Linked DNA regions of Homo sapiens: region 1 is linked to region 2. The links are chromatin loops, found by intact Hi-C in ENCODE. Cell type or tissue: spleen. All regions are shown on one strand. Links, peaks and the distances in the headings refer to the core of each region. The heading gives the core; the rest is flanking DNA. Region 1 overlaps PPP3R1 (protein phosphatase 3 regulatory subunit B, alpha). Region 2 overlaps PPP3R1 (protein phosphatase 3 regulatory subunit B, alpha).

What was found. A loop is a pair of places that touch in the nucleus more often than their neighbours do. Peaks named below come from ENCODE experiments on the same cell type or tissue, not always from the same donor. Only the 100,000 strongest peaks of a DNase experiment are listed, where the experiment ranks them.
Region 1: it touches region 2 in a loop (2.0-fold over the local background); 75 of 110 quality-filtered maps call a loop at or near these places.

Annotation. Positions count from the first base shown.
Region 1 is chr2:68,240,321-68,249,146 of GRCh38, forward strand. The region is part of intron 1 of PPP3R1 (protein phosphatase 3 regulatory subunit B, alpha); the gene reads right to left. Among named protein-coding and RNA genes, the nearest start is that of PPP3R1-AS1, 6.9 kb to the right of the region's middle. In spleen, for the core only: no CTCF peak of the experiment used is centred there; no DNase peak of the experiment used is centred there; H3K4me3 peaks cover 1,110 bases; H3K27ac peaks cover 13 bases.
Region 2 is chr2:68,191,148-68,199,973 of GRCh38, forward strand. The region is part of intron 2 of PPP3R1 (protein phosphatase 3 regulatory subunit B, alpha); the gene reads right to left. Among named protein-coding and RNA genes, the nearest start is that of PNO1, 38 kb to the left of the region's middle. RefSeq lists an enhancer at 1,694-3,712. In spleen, for the core only: a CTCF peak has its summit at 5,161 (motif pointing right); no DNase peak of the experiment used is centred there; H3K27ac peaks cover 1,287 bases.

The DNA.
Region 1 (8,826 bases), core at 345-8,344, 49 kb after region 2:
GCTTGTTGGAGTTCTTAGATCTGTTCTGATTCTGAGAGCTATCCCATACGCAGAGTTTTCTTTCTCAAACTCTGCTAAATTGAACTTGTATGAAGATTTTTTCCTTTTAACAGATGAAAAACAAAACAGACAAGATGCCCATTCTCACAGAGTTCACATTAAATCATGGGGAGACAGAAAGCGACCAAACATCTCAAAACTAATCAATTATGTGCTACAAAGGAAACATTAAAGGTACTAAAAGAGTGTAACATAGAACATGACCTGACCTGCTCTGGGAGTGTATGGCTCCCCCTTAGTTAACTGAGGGACTTTTGAGGCATTCCAGTAGCATATGCAAAGGTTCAGATGGTGGAATAAACATAGCAAACGATACTGGGTGAATGACACAAGGCCAAGTGGCTAGAGCACAGAAAACAAGTAGGAACATGGTGGAAGGGACAGAAGTAAGCAGATGAAGAATTCATGGAGTCTTTTAGGCTATGTTGAAGATTTCAGTCTTTATAATGCCGGAATTTTAAACGGGAAAGTAATACAATCATATTTGAGAGAGTCTTGGACCAAACCTACATCAAAGGCTGGAAACAGACTAAAAATGGTCAGAGAGGTAGAAATAGCAACTAGCAATAGTAGAAAAGGTCGCAGAAGCCAAAAGAGGAGAATTTCAAGAGTTCCCGACAAGGTCCAACATTACAAAGAAGAAAAATGTTAAACCAAATGCATTTAATGAATACCTATGGGATCTCTAGACGCTCTACAGTGGTCCCTCAGTATCCACTGGGAACTGGTCCCATTTCCCCACCCCCACCTCTTAGAAACCAAACTCCACAGATGCTCAAGTCCCTGATATAAAATGGCATAGTATTTGAATGTAACCTATGCACACATCCTCCTGTATACTTTAAATCACCTCTGGATTACTTGCAATATCTAATACAATGTAAATAGTATTTATACTAAATTTTTATTTGTATTATTTTTCATTGTTATTTTTTATTTTTTTTCCCCAAGTATTTTCAATCCATGGACCCAGAACTCATGGGCATGGAAGGCCAACTGTATATGTCACAATTTAAGGTGTTGTTATTCCCACTTTATATACATATGTACTGCACTAAATAAGGTCTAGAGAGCTTATGATATTTGTTCAAGGTCACATTGCTAATAAATGGCAGAGCCAGAATCTAAATTCAGATCTTCCCAACTCCAAATCTCATGCTGGTAATTAGAAGATTACTGACAATGTGGCCGGGCACAGTGGCTCAGGCCTATAATCCCAGCACTTTGGGAGGCCAAGGTGGGCGGATCACCAGGTCAGGAGCTGGCCAACTTGACCAACATGGTGAAATACCGTCTCTACTAAAAATACAAAAATTAGCCAGGCACGGAGGCACATGCCTGTAATCCCAGCTACTCAGAAGGCTGAAGCAGGAGAATCACTTGAACATGGAAGGTGGAGGTTGCAGTGAACCGAGATTGCACCACTGTACTCCAGCCTGGCCCACAGAGTAAGACTCCATCTCAAAAAAAAAAAAAAAAAAAGATTACTACCAATGTAAGTTTCATTGACATGCAGGTGCAAAATCATTGTAGACAAGCAGTATCTAATGGAAACTTCTGCCACAATGGATACATTCTTTATCTACACTAACACAGTAGCCACTACCTACATGTAGTTATTGTGTACTCGTAGATATTGTGAATGAAGAACTGAATTTACACTTTTACTTAACTTTAATTAACTTTAAAATTTAAACAACCACATACAGCTAGTGTCTACTGAATTAAACATCACTGAACTGTGGTGGACTGAAAAACAAGAAATGCACCAGGCGCGGTGGCTCACGCGTGTAATACCAGCAATTTGGGAGGCTGAAGCAAGCGGATCATGAGGTCAGGAGTTTGAGACTAGCCTGATCAACATGGTGAAACCCTGTCTCTACTAAAAATACAAAAATTAGCTGGGTGTGGTGGTGCGCACCCGCAATCACAGCTACTCGAAAGCTGAGGCAGGGGAATTGCTTGAACCCAGGAGGCTGAAGTAGCGGTGAGCCAAGATTGCGCCACTGCACTCTAGCCTGGACAACAGAGCAAGACTCCGTCTAAAAAAAAAAAAAAGAAAAGAAAAACAAGAAATGTACGAACAGACGTTAACAGTCCAGAAGCAAGGTAAAAGCAGCGTGACTGCCAGACAGCAAGATACAGCTGAAGTATTCCTCTGATTATAAGTTCACTCTTTACTTGAGAAAGAGTATAAGTTAGTTTATAATTCATGAAATTCTATTTGTTAGGGAACACAGGTGCACCATGAACAAATATGTAAGTACAGATTTATCTTATTGCCCATTATCACGTGTTTTTCCTGAGATTCCAATTTTTATTAAAGATTGCCTTACAAGAAATACTAGACAATGCCAGCATACTGCATGCCTAAAATAGGGGCTTGCTTATGGCATTACACTCAGGAGGATATGAAAGAAAATCATCCCTGAATCTAGACAGATTAAAAATAAAATACTAATGGATAGCGCTAGTAAGGGCCAAGGGTAACATCCTTTCTGTAGGCTGCTATGCTTCATTCTATTGTAACTAGGTTTTAAAATGCATACCTAATTCTAACATAAAAATAAAAATGAATACTCTGTGTTCTTTAGAAAAAGAGCTGGTCAACGCACCAGTGATTTTACCAACACCAGAAAAACAAGTCAATGTAACATCTCATCTACAGGAATGTTTTTTTGGGATACCAACAGGGCTACCAATTTGGCCCTCTTTTTACTACTTACAAGAAATATTTAAAAAACAAAACAAAACTCTATGAGGAAGAACAGTATAGGAATCTATGAATTGTTTAAATTATTAGTGCTAAATTTCAAAAGATTTCCTACAGAAATCTTCAAACATTTTAAATATTTCATAGTACAAGACTATAAAATCCAAAGACAAACCCAGGAATACATTTATCAAAATGTTATTCCTGCGCCAGACCTATAAATTAGTCAGAATTATACTGTCAATTCACAAACACTGAGGAGATGTTGACCATAAGTTTCCTTTATTATGGAGTCTATGGAGAAAATTCAGAAAGGGAAGAAAAGATGAGGGCTACTGGAGAAAAGGCTTACTTGGAAGGGTAAAAATGAGGAATAAATTTTAAACAATCAAGCTTGAGTTAAAAAAGACGCTTTATCCATTATACTTCAGAAGCTATTTTCTCTTTTAATAATTTGTTATCCATGTTATGTTTAATAAGATATTAGGTAGAAATAAGTACAAAAAAAAGTTCTAGTAAAATGTTATTTTCCCCAGAGTAATTTCTTAAGAACATGGTCATAGTTCAGACCCTCGTTAAAGTAACAACCTCTATCACTATAAAATTGTTACCTAATTAGATTTATCAATTATTTCTGACTCATTGTTTACATTTAAAATACCATTAAAACTTTGGACTAAAACTGATTGTAATGAGTAAACTATGAGTTTACTTATAGTTTGTAATAAGTAGCGTATCATTAAAACTTTTACGATCAATCTTTTTAATAAGAACTAAATTATAATAAAATCCATATGTTGCCACAGGCGGGAAAAAAAAGGAAGGAAAAAAACCCCACACAAAAAACTCTTCGAAGAATATATAAACAAGAAACTTAATACTGGGGGAGGGGTGGCCAGGGAAGACTTACTTTCCATTTTAGATCTTTCAATATCATTTGAATTTTTAAGTGACTACATTAATGTAGTGTCTTTAGAACTTTAGGGAAAAAAAATTAACATACGGATCTAAAACATGTTTCCCCTTCCTTAAAAGCTGAACTCAAAAAATGATTCCTTTTAGACCTATGTAAATTGATCAGAAGAACAAATCTGAGTTAATAAAGCAAAGACTGCCAAAGTATTAAGCTCTTTTCTGGTTAAAACCCCTGTTTTCTAGATTTATTTCCTAGGTCACTGACCAACTGCTGCCTTCTCCTAGGTCCTAGCTACCATTTAGTTATATTTATTTATTACCTTGTTAACTGCCTAACAATTCCCCAAACTGGATAACACAATCCTCTTCCACAGCCCTCACCCCTCAAAACCACCCCAGTTCCCTCAGGCTCAATGTCAACCTCAGCAAATTAACTTGCCTCAAATTATCCTGAGATACTAAGATGATTTAGGCCACCTGCTATGAACTCCATTATTAAAACATATCTGTTGCCATGGCCTATTTCTCTTCACTCTGATTTTTTCTCTCTCTTTTAATGTCTATCCTTTCCTTTTATCCTCTTCTTTTTAACTTTTCTAGAGCTCATTCCATTAATCACGCTCTTACAGCTCCCTCTCCTGGCTTTTCTAATTCTCAAGAATATCCCCATCTTTCTCTTACCAAAAAAGAACTTACTCCAACTGTAAACCACTGAAGTTAATTATCCTTTGTCTTTCTTTCATAAATGTCTCAAAAAAAAAAGAAACTGACACTCACTGCCTTCAATGTCCGATAAGCACCTTTTCCTTTATTCCACTTCACATACTCCTTCAAATAGTACTTAACATCTACCATATACCAAGTATCTGGAATATAAGAACGAAAAGACAAAGACAAGGCTTCTGCATTCACAGAGTTTACTTTCCCCTGCAATCTTATGTTTGTCACCTAGGACATGACTGAAGTTAGTCTTAAAAATTATCAATATTCTTCTAATGACCATTCCATCAGTATTTTCTTAATCTTCATCTTTACAACTATCCAATCAGCTATTACCCTGACTCAAATATTCTACTTCTAGGCCAGGCCTGGTGGTTCACGACTGTAATCCCAGCACTCTGGGAGGCTAAGGTGGGCAGACTGCTTGAGCTCAGGAGTTTGAGACCAGCCTGCGCAACATGGCAAGACCCTGTCTCCACAAAAATTAGCTGGGTGTAGTGGTGTGCACCTGTAGTCTCAGCTACTTGGGAGGCTGAGGAGGGAGGATGGCTTGAGCCTGGGAGGTGGAGGCTGCAATAAGCTGAGATCGCACCACCGCACTCCAACCTGGGCAAAATAGCAAGATCCTGTCTCCAAAAAGAAAAAAAAATTATTCAGTTTATTTTCCAAGTACATTATCACATTTGTTAAATAATTACAGTATAATGTCTCAAGCCTATCAAATTAACTATCTAAAACCAAGCTCACCTTCTTCTAACACTACTTTTCACCAGCAACTCACTCTTACTTTCCTGGTTTTATTTGTAATGTGCTATCTTTATATCTAATCACTAGGTTGGGTCATCCTTCATGACTGTTTCCTCATCATCAGTTTCTAACTCTTTTCAACTCTATATTTAAAATGCCTCCATTTTTATTTGCTTTCAAATCCTTATAACTTCATACTTGTAATACTATAAAGCAGTATTCCTTTGTGGAACTCACCTCATCTAGTTTCCACCCTTTCCAAGTCACCCAGCATCTTATTTCCAGATTAATCAATGGTTCCCCAATGGGACCAAACTGAACTCAAAACAGTTAAACCATTTACAACTTAACACATGACTTCCTTTCCAGCCTAAACTCTTATATGACCTACATAATAGTTTTCATCTTTTTCTCCTTCTCTTTCATGTTAAAAGGATGAGAAAAATTCCCCTTCTTGTCTAAGGAGAGTCATAAACTCCCTTCTACCTCCTTGGAGACATTAAGTTGTCAATAATCCTGTCTTTTCTCTTTGAAAAGATTCAAAAGATAATCTCTCCCTTTTTACCCTTTTTACTGACTTTTTCTTTCTTTCTTTTTTTTTTTTTTTTTTTTTTTTTGAGACAGAGTCTTGCTCTGTCGTCCAAGCTGGAGTGCACTGGTACAATCTCAGCTCCCTGCAACCTCCGCCTCCCGGGTTCAAGTGATTCTCCTGCCTCAGCCTCCTAAGTAGCTGGCATTACAGGCACGCGTCACCAAACCCGGCTAATTTTTGTATTTTTAGTAGAGACAGGGTTTCACCATATTGGTCGGGCTGGTCTCTAACTCCCGACCTCATGATCCGCCCGCCTCAGCCTCCCAAAGTGCTGGGATTACAGGAGTGAGCCACCGTGCCCGGCTCTGACTTTTTCTTTCAACCCCAAGATAAATCCTTCCTCAAAACTAAATTCTCTAGCTTTCACCCTCTCTGCTACTCAAAGCTTTAAAAAGCAATCTAAATTCAATGTCTCACTACCTCCTGGCTTCCCTTGCCACCATTACAACAAACTACTATTGACCAAGTCATCAAAACTCTCCTGTTATCTCCAAAAGACATCTTTAAGTTCTCTTTCTTGATCTCTGCAGTATCTATTCACTGCTGACTCCTTCCTCTTTAAGACTCCCTTCAATCTGGCATCATGCTATGCTGCTCATTTCCCAACTATCTCTCTGGCTATTCAATGACAAACTTCACAGGCTCCTCATCCTCTACCTGCCTTTTTACATGCACCATCTTTAGAGTTCACTCTCTTCACGTCTCATTTTATATTCTCTCTACACAGGATTTCATCCAGTTTCACGGCTTCAACTACTACCTAATATAAATGCACAGACAATGCTCAAATCTTTAATGCAAGCCCCAGATGTCTCTTATGAGCTCCAGATATAGGTAGCCAATTACCTGTTGGCCATAATCACCTAGATAACCCAAGATTACTATTCCCTGCCCACCTCCCGCCCCCCAAAACAGTCTTGCTCTGTCACCCAGGCTGGAGTGCAGTCACACAATCTTGGCTCACCACAACCTCCACCTCCCAAGCTCAAGCCATCCTCCCACCTCTGCCTCCTGAGTAGCTGGCACTACAGGCGTGTGCCACTGTGCCCGCCTAATTTTTGTATTTTTGTACAGATGGGCTTTCACCATGTTGCCCAGGCTGGTCTGGAACTCTTGAGCCCAAGATCCATCTGCCTCGGCCTCCCAAAGTGCTTGGATTGTAGGGATGAGCCACTGTGCCTAGCCCACCCATGATTCCTTTAAATTCAGCATGTGCAAAAATAAAAATTCTCATCACTCCCCCAAAACCTTCTTCTCCTACATCTCCTAGGAGAATGTGCATTTCTAACAAGGTCCCAAATGATACTGATGCTGCTAGTCCAGGATCCACTTCTTGAGAATCACTGTTCAAACACATGTGCCTCTTTCTACCTCCAGGCTATCAAGTTCTTTCTGTTTCTCCTAGGCCATGACATGTATGTAGCAGGCACTGTTAATATTTCACAGCACTCTATCCTATTGAAATTGGAGTCTTGCAACATAGCATCCCAAGCACTAATTACCAAATAATAGAAGCCTAGAGATGAAACAATAGTCATCCCAGCAAACTGGAAGTTTCTCGAGGACAGGAACAGTATTCCCCATGTATTCCTAAAACCTAACCTTAACCAAGTAGGTGCTCAACAAATATTTGCTGGGTGGATAGCATTATCCAAAGCCAGAAACCAAAGCAGAATTCACCACCTCTTTTCTTCCCCATAATCCAATAGTTACCAAGTTCTTTCTTCTACCGCCTAAATGTATCTCCTGTAGGATCCCTACTATCTATCTGCATTGTTACTGTATTCTTTCACATCCTTCTGTCTCATATAAATTACTATAATTATTTCTGAATCCTCATGTCTAGATTCATCTATCCTATTATCCACCCGGCCATCAGAATGGTCTCTTTAAAAAAGTAAATGAGACAATGTCATTCTCCTGCTTGAAAATAACTTCCCACTGCTTTTAGGAGAAAAAAGATTAACTCCTTCATGATATGCAAATCCCTCTATGATCTAGTGTCAATCCACCAGACACTACCCCCTTCCTCTCCAGCCACGCTAAACTAACACTGTAGTTCTCTGGATGGCTTGTATATCTCATGCTTCCATGACTTCGAACAGAAGCTCTCTATGTGGTGTGCCCTTCCTCACTGGCTAAATACTCATCCTTTCAAGACTCAGTTCAGACACCATTTCTTCCAGGAAACTTTAAGTGACATTCATCCCCAGTGTGGATTAAGCCTCTTCCCTGCCATGTGCTCTTACAGCATCCCATGTTTAGTCTGTTAATAGCACATAGCACACTGCATAATCACTGTCTTATTTACCCTACTTGATTAATTTCCTTGTAGATAACAATTATGTCTTAAGTACATATAGTTAGTGCTAGGTACATTAAGAGACGCTTGACTCAACTTTACACATTCCTTCCTATTCTCTAAACAGTGGTTCTCAAAGTTCAGCCTATATCACAATTACCTGGAAGACCTATAAAACTTAAGACTGCTTGGCTCATCTCCAGAATTTTGGATTCAGTTGTTCCAGGGTGGGGCCTGACAAGTTTCCAGATGATGCTGTTGCTGTTGGTTCGGGAACCATCAGTGCTCCAAATGTACATTGTCTCTTCCTCCCTTTAGGATTTAAAGTGCCTTCTTCTAGATGCCTCCAACTCTGCCTACTGCAACGCTGATCTTTTTAGACCCAGCTAGCTCAATTACCACCTCCTTCATAAAACTTTTCCTAATCCCAGGTGAAAATGATCTTGCTCCTTCTTAAATTTCTATCATGCTTTGTGTGTACTATTCATATGACACTCATCACATGCTAACTTACTTCACGGTTACTGCCATTTGTCTTACATTCTCTACTTAAATGAAGGTAGGAAACCTGCCTTAATCATTGCAATATCCTCCACAACAGAGAGCACAACAACCAGTAAACGGCAGACAAAATCTACAAGTATTTGTTGATAGGAATGAATCCCTGTTGCTTGCCCCAGACTCCAGGCCCACTGTCTGACTTAATATCCTCCTGGCCCAAGGTGACTTCCTTATACTGCCTTACTACCTATAACAGTTGCCTGATCCTTCCATACT
Region 2 (8,826 bases), core at 243-8,242:
TGAGTCACTTAACGATGGGGTTACACTGAGAAACACATCATTAGATTTCATCATTGTATGAACATCAGAGTGTACTTACACAAACCTATGTGGGACAGCCTACTACACACCCAGGCTATATGGTCCAGCCTATTGCTCCTAGGCTACAAAATCTGTACAGCATCTTACTGTACTGAATACTGTAGGCAATTGTAACACAATGCTAAATATCTGTGTATCTGAACATATCTAAACATTCAAAAGGTACAGTAAAAGTATAGTATGAAAATTTTACTTAAATGGTACACCTGTATAGGGCATTTACCATGAAAGGAGCTTGTGGGACAGAAGCTGCTCTGGGTGAGCCAGTGAGTGACTGGTGAGTTAATGTAAGGGCCTAGGATATTACTGTAGACTTTATAAACTCTGTACACTTAGGCTACACTAATGATGCATTACTCAATGCAACTCGTTGTTAAGTGACACATGACTGTACATGTATTTTCAGCTCCATTATAATCTTACGGAACCACTGTGTATATGTGGTCAGCCACTGACCAAAAATTATTATGTAGCACATTAATGTATATAAATAATCTGATAAAAAAGATCATATAAGCACTTCATAAGCACATCAACTACACAAGCATTTTATCCCTCTATTAAAGAGTATTCCTTCTTTAATGGAATATGTGACATAACTGCAAACTGTTCAAATAAACCTTATTTCCCCATTTTCTATCTATAAAATGACACACCCTTACTCTTGAAAGAGAAAAAATATAATGAAAGTCCTACAAATGCTTTTCGCTTATTTATTTATATGTCTACTCCACCTCAGGGCAGAGTCCATGACTTTTTCATTGGTGCTCTGAGCATCACATATAACAGGTGCTTAATTATGGTTTTAATAATGTTTTAAGTATTAATAAGTATTTCAAATGTAAAACTTATTGATTAAAATTCCATCAGTATTTAAAACTACTAGCTAACCAGGTACCAATCAGCAAACCATTCAGAACAGTGTCTCAAAGTTCATAGATTTTGCTGAAGAGCTACCCTCTCCACGCTTGCCTTAATTTTTTACACATATACCAAGGATTAGTTAATTATTTTCTTCTTCCAATCTTGAGTTTTGCCTTAGTTTACAACCATAGACTAGGAAAGGTGACAGGGAATTTAAACATAACAGATCACAAAGGTGATCTATTGTGAGTAGATAAGAAAAGATAATGTCTCCACAAACTTTAAGTGGACAAATCAGGATCATTTCTTCTAGGCTGTATGATTAATGGGAAGAGGAAAAGCAGAAATGTAGTATGATAATATTTATGCAAACTATTTATTAGTCAATTTATTGAAGTGGGGACATTAATTATAGTTTAGAAAGTTGTTTATCAAGAAACTGAAATTTAGGCACTTAAAGGATTGTTTTAGCTACTCAGAAAACTCCTCCAATCAAGAAGATAGCATTTCAGTCTTAATAAATGAATAAAAAATATTAAGAATACTTGAAAATCATAATCATAAATCAAATAAATATATGTGGTTCAATCCATCTTCTTTACATTGCCAACAGTAATCTTTCTAAAAGGCAAATTCAGCCAAACGGCTAGCTCCTGTGCTTTACATTTTCTAGTGGCTTTCTAATACAAAAAGTCTAAAGTCCTCGGCAATACTTAGCCTCAAATTTAAATTTCCATCTTATCTCTTTCCCCATTTCCTTTTCTTTGGCTACAATGCTCTTGGCACATCTCTGCTAAAGTATAGATTTTATACCTCCATTTCCTTATAAACCTCCTGCTGGAATGGCCTTGCCTGAATTCTCCATTTATGAGACACCTATCAATTTTTCTCTGATAAAAGAAAGGGGTTACTAATGATTTATCTTATAGTTGTATCATTATCTCACTCCCTGGCAAAGGCCCTTAGAAGGAGTAGTTAAATTTTATTTACTTGTTTTAATATCTTGTGAAACATTATAAAGTAGTTGATATCTGCTCTGGATGAGTAGTCAAAACTTTCCTCAAAGGCAAAGCAATGTGCCAGTGATCACATTTTACCTTGACAATAAATGACTTCTTAAAAAGCCCCTTTAATATGACTAGGAGGGAACAAGCTCTATCTAATCTTTCCATTCATCATCATTCCCACATACCCCATGTAGCTAAAACTGATCTTGAGCTAAGAAGCCAGTGCAGCATGTATGGGGGCAGTTATCTTTTCTCCAACCACTCATTTATTTCCTCATCTCCCTCCCCTCCTTTCAGCTACGATTACGATGATGAGTAAGATGGACTAAATACTCAGTATTTACAATCTAGTCGAGGCTGAGCAACTAGAGGAATCCATACCTAAATATCCAGAATATTTTTAAATGGCCAGCTTGGAAAGCAAAGCCAGGAAAAAATTTTAAAGCCAAGATCTACGAAAGTCAGCTTTCAAGAACAAATGGTAAATATAGTTATTTTAGGTATCAAACAAAATGATTTCTTTGGTCATTACTGGCACCTGAGGGGCAGTTATTTAAGCACTTCCACTTGCCAGCAGTGTTGCTGTGCTACAGTAGGATATTAGAGTATGAAACAGAGTTTTAATTCTTGAAATATCGGCATTAGCAATCACCTACAAATTAGGAACAGATCTCTAAAGCAGATCAAACCCATCTTGTTAGCACCATTAAATTTAGTTTCAGTATATTTATAGAAGATCTGCACTTAGTACCAGTTAAATACTGAAGAACAAATTCTAACTTTTGGCGCCAATTTTCATTAAATATATTTTTTTCCTGCTGCTTAGGATCATATTCCCTTAAAAGAGATGGACAAGGAAAAACAAACCTCACCCTCTTGACTCATCTTGTGACTCAGAGATACTCTTTTTCATATGTTTTGCCAGGTTGAAACTCATGTTATTTTTCTACTTTTTGGAAGGACAACTTTGGGAGGAATGCCTTAACAGTTGAAAATGCCTACATATTCAATTGACATTATATTAGACAAAATATTAAAATAATCTTCAAGTCATATACTGTTATCTAAAATTTAAGCAAGGTGGCAAAAACTTAGATATTTTAGTCAGAGTTTATAAAACATAAAAAGTTACTAATAAGGAATTGGTAGATTGTTTATACAGAAAACAGACTGTTGAGACTTAACCTCGATCAATTGCACTCTGACGGTTCTCACGGATAAATGTAAAATTCAGATGGTAACTCATTTTAAAAAGTGACTTCAAGAATCTTGTTAATGTTACTACATGAAAGTATTAAGAACTTGCTTTTAGAGAGCTCATGTTGCTACACTAAATTTTAGTATTTTCAACTGGACATATTAATACTGCAGCAATATAATATTAATAGAAATAGAAGGTTACATATTCATTCATCACACTTTCAGATGATGAAACATAAATCATCTCCCTTATATATTTCTCTCATTTAGAAAAAAAGAATACAAGAAATTTCAAAATAGTAAAGAAAAGACCACAGTGTTCTGGTTCTGAAAGCATTGCTATTAATACATACACACCAAGCTGCTATTCAACTGTTGGGATTAAAAGTAAAGACAACTTAAAGCAGTGTGAACTGTTTTAGGTGATGCTAAAATTTTTCAGAATGAAGAGAAAATGAAATAAACAGAATGGTAGAAAAACAAAACTTTCCTCAAATTTTAGCCAATTCCCAATAATTGTATAGTAGAAAAAAGCAACAAGACTATTGCTTCATCAGGAAATTCTTTTAATAGCTACTTTACAAATAACTTATTACCTATTAATACACCAACTGATTTAAAACAAAGCAAGTATCTCTAAATTCTAACAATAATATTTTGAAAGAAACAACTATATGTAATGTGGGATCCAGGAGAGAATCCTGGAAAAGAAAAAGAACACTCTCCAAGTTTCACCATTTTTTTCACTCATGTATGTGGTTTAATATTCTTTAGCCAATGTTAATTTCTTGATGTTGATAACTGTACTATAATTCTGTGAGATGTTAACATCCCCACTTGGCTGAGGGGTATTCAAGAACTCTATTATCTTTGTAACTTTTTTGTAATTTCTCCTGAGTCTTGGCTCCAATTTGTGACAACTCTTGATTGATTGTCTTTCATGACCTTGAAACTTATGATCCAGTATTTTGTAAAACTTCCCTCAGTTTGAGCTTCCTGTTTTCTCATGATTAGAATGCATTTAGGCATTTGGGGCAAGAATACCACAGAAATGATATTGTGTCCTCCAGTACACTGTATCAAGGGGCTCATGACATCAATATGTCTTATTACTAGTGATGTTAACTTTGATCACTTGGCCAAGGTGGTGGCTGCCAGATTTCTCCACTATAAATCTACCATCTTTTCCTTTGCAGTTAAAAAAATATCCTGGGAGGAGAGGGGGTAGGGAATACTTTGAGACTGTGCAAATACTCTTTTCTCCTCAAACTCTGACCTAATTTTGGCATCCATCAGCAGGTCCTGTCTGCCACATTTATTACCGTGGTATTTGCCTAATGAAAAATTTCTTTTCCCGTCTTTCTTTCTACATTAATTGGGATGCTCCTGTAAAAAAAATACAAAACCAAAACCAGTGCCTTCTCCACCATTTATTTATTAAAATACTTACATCAGCATGGACTCATGAGTATTTTAGTACATGAATTAAAATCCAATACTATCATTATTTTGTTAGTCAAATTGTTCCAGCTTTATTAGGTCTTTATTAGATCTTCAGGTTGGCTCCTATGCGGCCTTTCCAACAACCTTTTTTTTTTTTTTAAGTACTTCCTTAATTTCTGGCACCATAATATGTTCAAGGCTTATCCCAACTATACGTACTATTTCTAAGACACGATTCTCCAATCTCTTTTGTACAGCAAGAAATTTAGAACCATATTATAGGATGAGAACTATTAGAAACTACTACTCCAATACAGGATCCCGGAATCTCTATCTTAGAGGTGTTTTGGAAAAAAGCCATCAGACATGGCAAAATTATCTATGGAAAAGCTTGTACTGAATAACTCCTGTGAAGATCACAAAACAAAAAACCTCATAGTGTTATCAACAGAAGTTACTGAGAAGTTTTTCAACATAAAGATTAACTTAAAAGCTTTACAGTTTTTTATAAAGACACCTCCTACGAAGGTAAATGGCTGTATTTTCATGTGACCCCAATGAGAAGTAAAATCCACCAGGGGGCGCAGCAGATAAAACCTTCAAAAAGCTCCAAAAAAATTTTCCAGTTTTATAATGATCTTGTTGTGTACCAAGTGGAAGTTTAATATTTATATTCTGCACAGTTTGACTACCAAATGAACAAAGCAAAGAGAGCACCCTATCAGTATTATGACAGACTTGAAATAGTATATTATGAAATGAACACAGGTCATACATGTATGTGTTGTACCTTTTCTTAAATACATGAAAAACTCATCCACTTAAAAGGTCTACATTCGAGAAATATAATCTTAGACTGCAAAAAGTAATGAGTCTTTTTGGAGCTCCTAGATTTCTTACATACTTTAAAGATTATCATGCAATTGTCAAATATGCAAAAACTCGGTATCACCACCAACAAAAGAAGTATCACATTTTAATAAAAATGCTATTTTTTTTTTTAATGGAGACTCACTCTGTCACCCAGGCAGGAGGGCAGTGGTGTGATCTCAGCTCACTGTAACCTCTGCCTCCTGGGTTCAAGCAATTCTTCTGCCTCAGCCTCCGGGGTAGCTGAGATTACAGGCGTGCGCCACCACGCCCTGCTGATTTTTGTATTTTTGGTAGAGACGGAATTTCACCATGTTGGCCAGTCTGGTCTTGAACTTCTGACCTCAGGTGATCTGCCCACCTTGGCCTCCCAAAGTGCTGGAATTACAGGTGTGAGGCACAACGCCTGGCCTAAAAATGCTAAAATAATTTAAGCCAACTTTGAGGAATAACTACCTTCAAATGATGCATTATTAAGTATATGGTTATATAAGTTTTGACAAATGCATATACCTATGGAAGCATCACTACCATCAAGATAAAAGAACATTCCATGACCCCTAAACACTCCCTTGAGCCCTTTTGCAGTCAATCACCCTTTTCTTACCACCCTAGGCAACCACTGTTCTTTCTATAACTAAATTCTATCTAGAATTTCATGTCTACAGGATCATACAGTAGGTACTCGCGTCTATCTTCTTTTACTCACCAAGTTTTTGACACTAATCCATGTTGTTGCATGTGTCAGTTTGTTCCTTTATACTGCAGAGCAGTATAGTCCATTATATGGATATACCACAATTTGTTTATGCATTCATCTGTTGACAGACATTCCTGTAAAGCTACTATAAATATTAATGTGTATTTCTGTAAACAAACGTTTTCCTGGAATTGCTGGGTCACAGGGTTAAGTTTTCAGAAACTGTCAGTTTTCCAAAGTAATGTACCATTTTACTCTCCCATCAGCAATATATGATTATTTCAGTAGCTCCACATCCTTGCTAACAAGTGGTATTGCCTATTTTTTCATATATTTTTATTAGTGAATTGTGCTTTTAAAAAAAAAGCGTTATGTAAAAGATTTGTGAAATTCTCTATATACTGATCCAAGTCCTTTGTTAGGTATTTTCTAATAGTATTTTCTCCCAGTCTGTGAGCTTGCCTTTTCATAGGTGTATTTTTAAAACCAAAACCTTTCAATATTAATGAAATAGAATTTTTTCCCTTTATGATTCCTGTTTTGTGTGTACTAAAAGTCTTTACCCATCCTTGATCATGAAGATTTTCTCCTGTTTTCTTCTAGATGTTCCATTGTTTTATGTTTAAATCTATGACCTACGTTATATGCCTTTTAAATATATGATACATATAGAAAAATAATGACTTTTTATTCCATACAGAAATACAGCTGTTTTGTTGAAAAGGCTCCCTTTACAACGGCACCTTTGGCAAAAAAAAAAAAAAAAAAAAAAAAAAAGCATATATATGTAAACATATATATGTAAATATATATGTAAACATGTTTACATATACAATACACATATATGTAAATATATACATACATGTATATATAATATATATTTACATATATGTGCATACATATATACATTTTACATATATGTATACACATATGTACATACATATGTATACATACATATGTGTATGCATGTATGTGTATACACATGTATACATGTATACATATATGTATATACATATGTACATATATGTACATGTATATGCATATATATGTACATATATGTACATGTATATGCATATATATGTATATATATGTGTATGTATATGCATATATACGTATATATGCGTGTGTATATATGTATATACATATATACGTATATATGCGTATGTATATATATGTATATACATATATATGTGTATACATATATGAATGAATGAGTCTGGACCCTCTATTCTGTTTCATTGATTTTAGTCTACCTTATGCCAGTACCACAGTGTTATGTTTTATGGTAAATCTTTAAATCGAGGAGCTGTACTTTTACTTTGTTCTGTTTTAAAATGCTGACTCTTCTAAGACCCGTGCATTTCCACATGGAATTAACCATCAGTTTGCTAAATTTTTTAAAATCTTGTTAAGAATTTGATTGGGAAGGTCTTGAGGAAGCTATAGATAAGTCTGAGTAGAACTGACATCTTTGTAACAAGTCTTCTAATCTATGAATGCGGTATATATCTTCATTTGTGTAGGTCTTTTTAAGTTCCAATAATTTTCTGTAATTTGGAGTACAGATTTTACACATATCTGGTTAAACTTATACCTGAGTATTTTACAATTTTACTCTATTATGCATGGTACTTGTCCATTTCATCTTTATTTGTATTATTATTTTTTTAAGATGGAGTTTTGCTCTGTCACCCAGGCTGGAGTGCAGTGGCACGATCTTGGCTCACTGCCACCTCCGCCTCCTGGGTTCACACCATTCTCCTGCCTCAGCCTCCCGAGTAGCTAAGAATACAGGCAAGTGCCACCATGCCCAGCTAATTTTTTTATTTTTAGTAGAGATGGGATTTCACCATGTTGGCCAGGATGGTCTTGATCTCCTGACCTCGTGATCTGCCCACCTCAGTCTCCCAAAGTGCTAGGATTACAGGCGTGAGCCACCGCTCCCAGACCCATTTCATTTTTAATTGTTCTTTACTATTATATAGAAATTACACTGTTTGGGTATATTATCCTTGTATCCTACAATCTTGCCAAATTCACATCAGTCCTAGTAACTTAACATTTGCTATATATATAAAACCATGTCATCTGGGAATAAAAACAATTTTACTCCTTCCTTTCCAATCTCAAGTCTTTTTCTTTTTCTTGATCATGTTGTGACTAGGACTTCAAATACAACGTTGATTAGAAGTGGTCAAGAGTGGAAAATCTTGTTTTCTTCCCCAATCTTAGGTAGAAACGATTCAGCCTTTCATCATGAGATATGAGTATGAACAAAGTAAAGGTTTTTTAGTAGATGCCCAATATCAGGCTGAGGAAGTTCCCTTCTATTCCCAATTCGCTAATATCATGAATAGATATTACATTTTGCCAAACACTTTGCTGTAATTACTGAGAAGATGTTTTTCTCTTTTGTCAAAATAGTAAATTACATTAATTTTTGAATGTTAAAATTGCATTACTGGTATAAAAATCCCCTTGGTTGTGTTTTATCATCCTTTTTACACACCACCGAATTTGACTTGCAAATACTAAATGATTTTTTGCACATATATTCTCAAATAATGTTGGTTTATATTCCATATTGATTTTATTATAATGTCTTTGGTATTACCATCAAGGTAATGCTAGCTTCTATTTTCTAAGAGTCTAGATAAGACT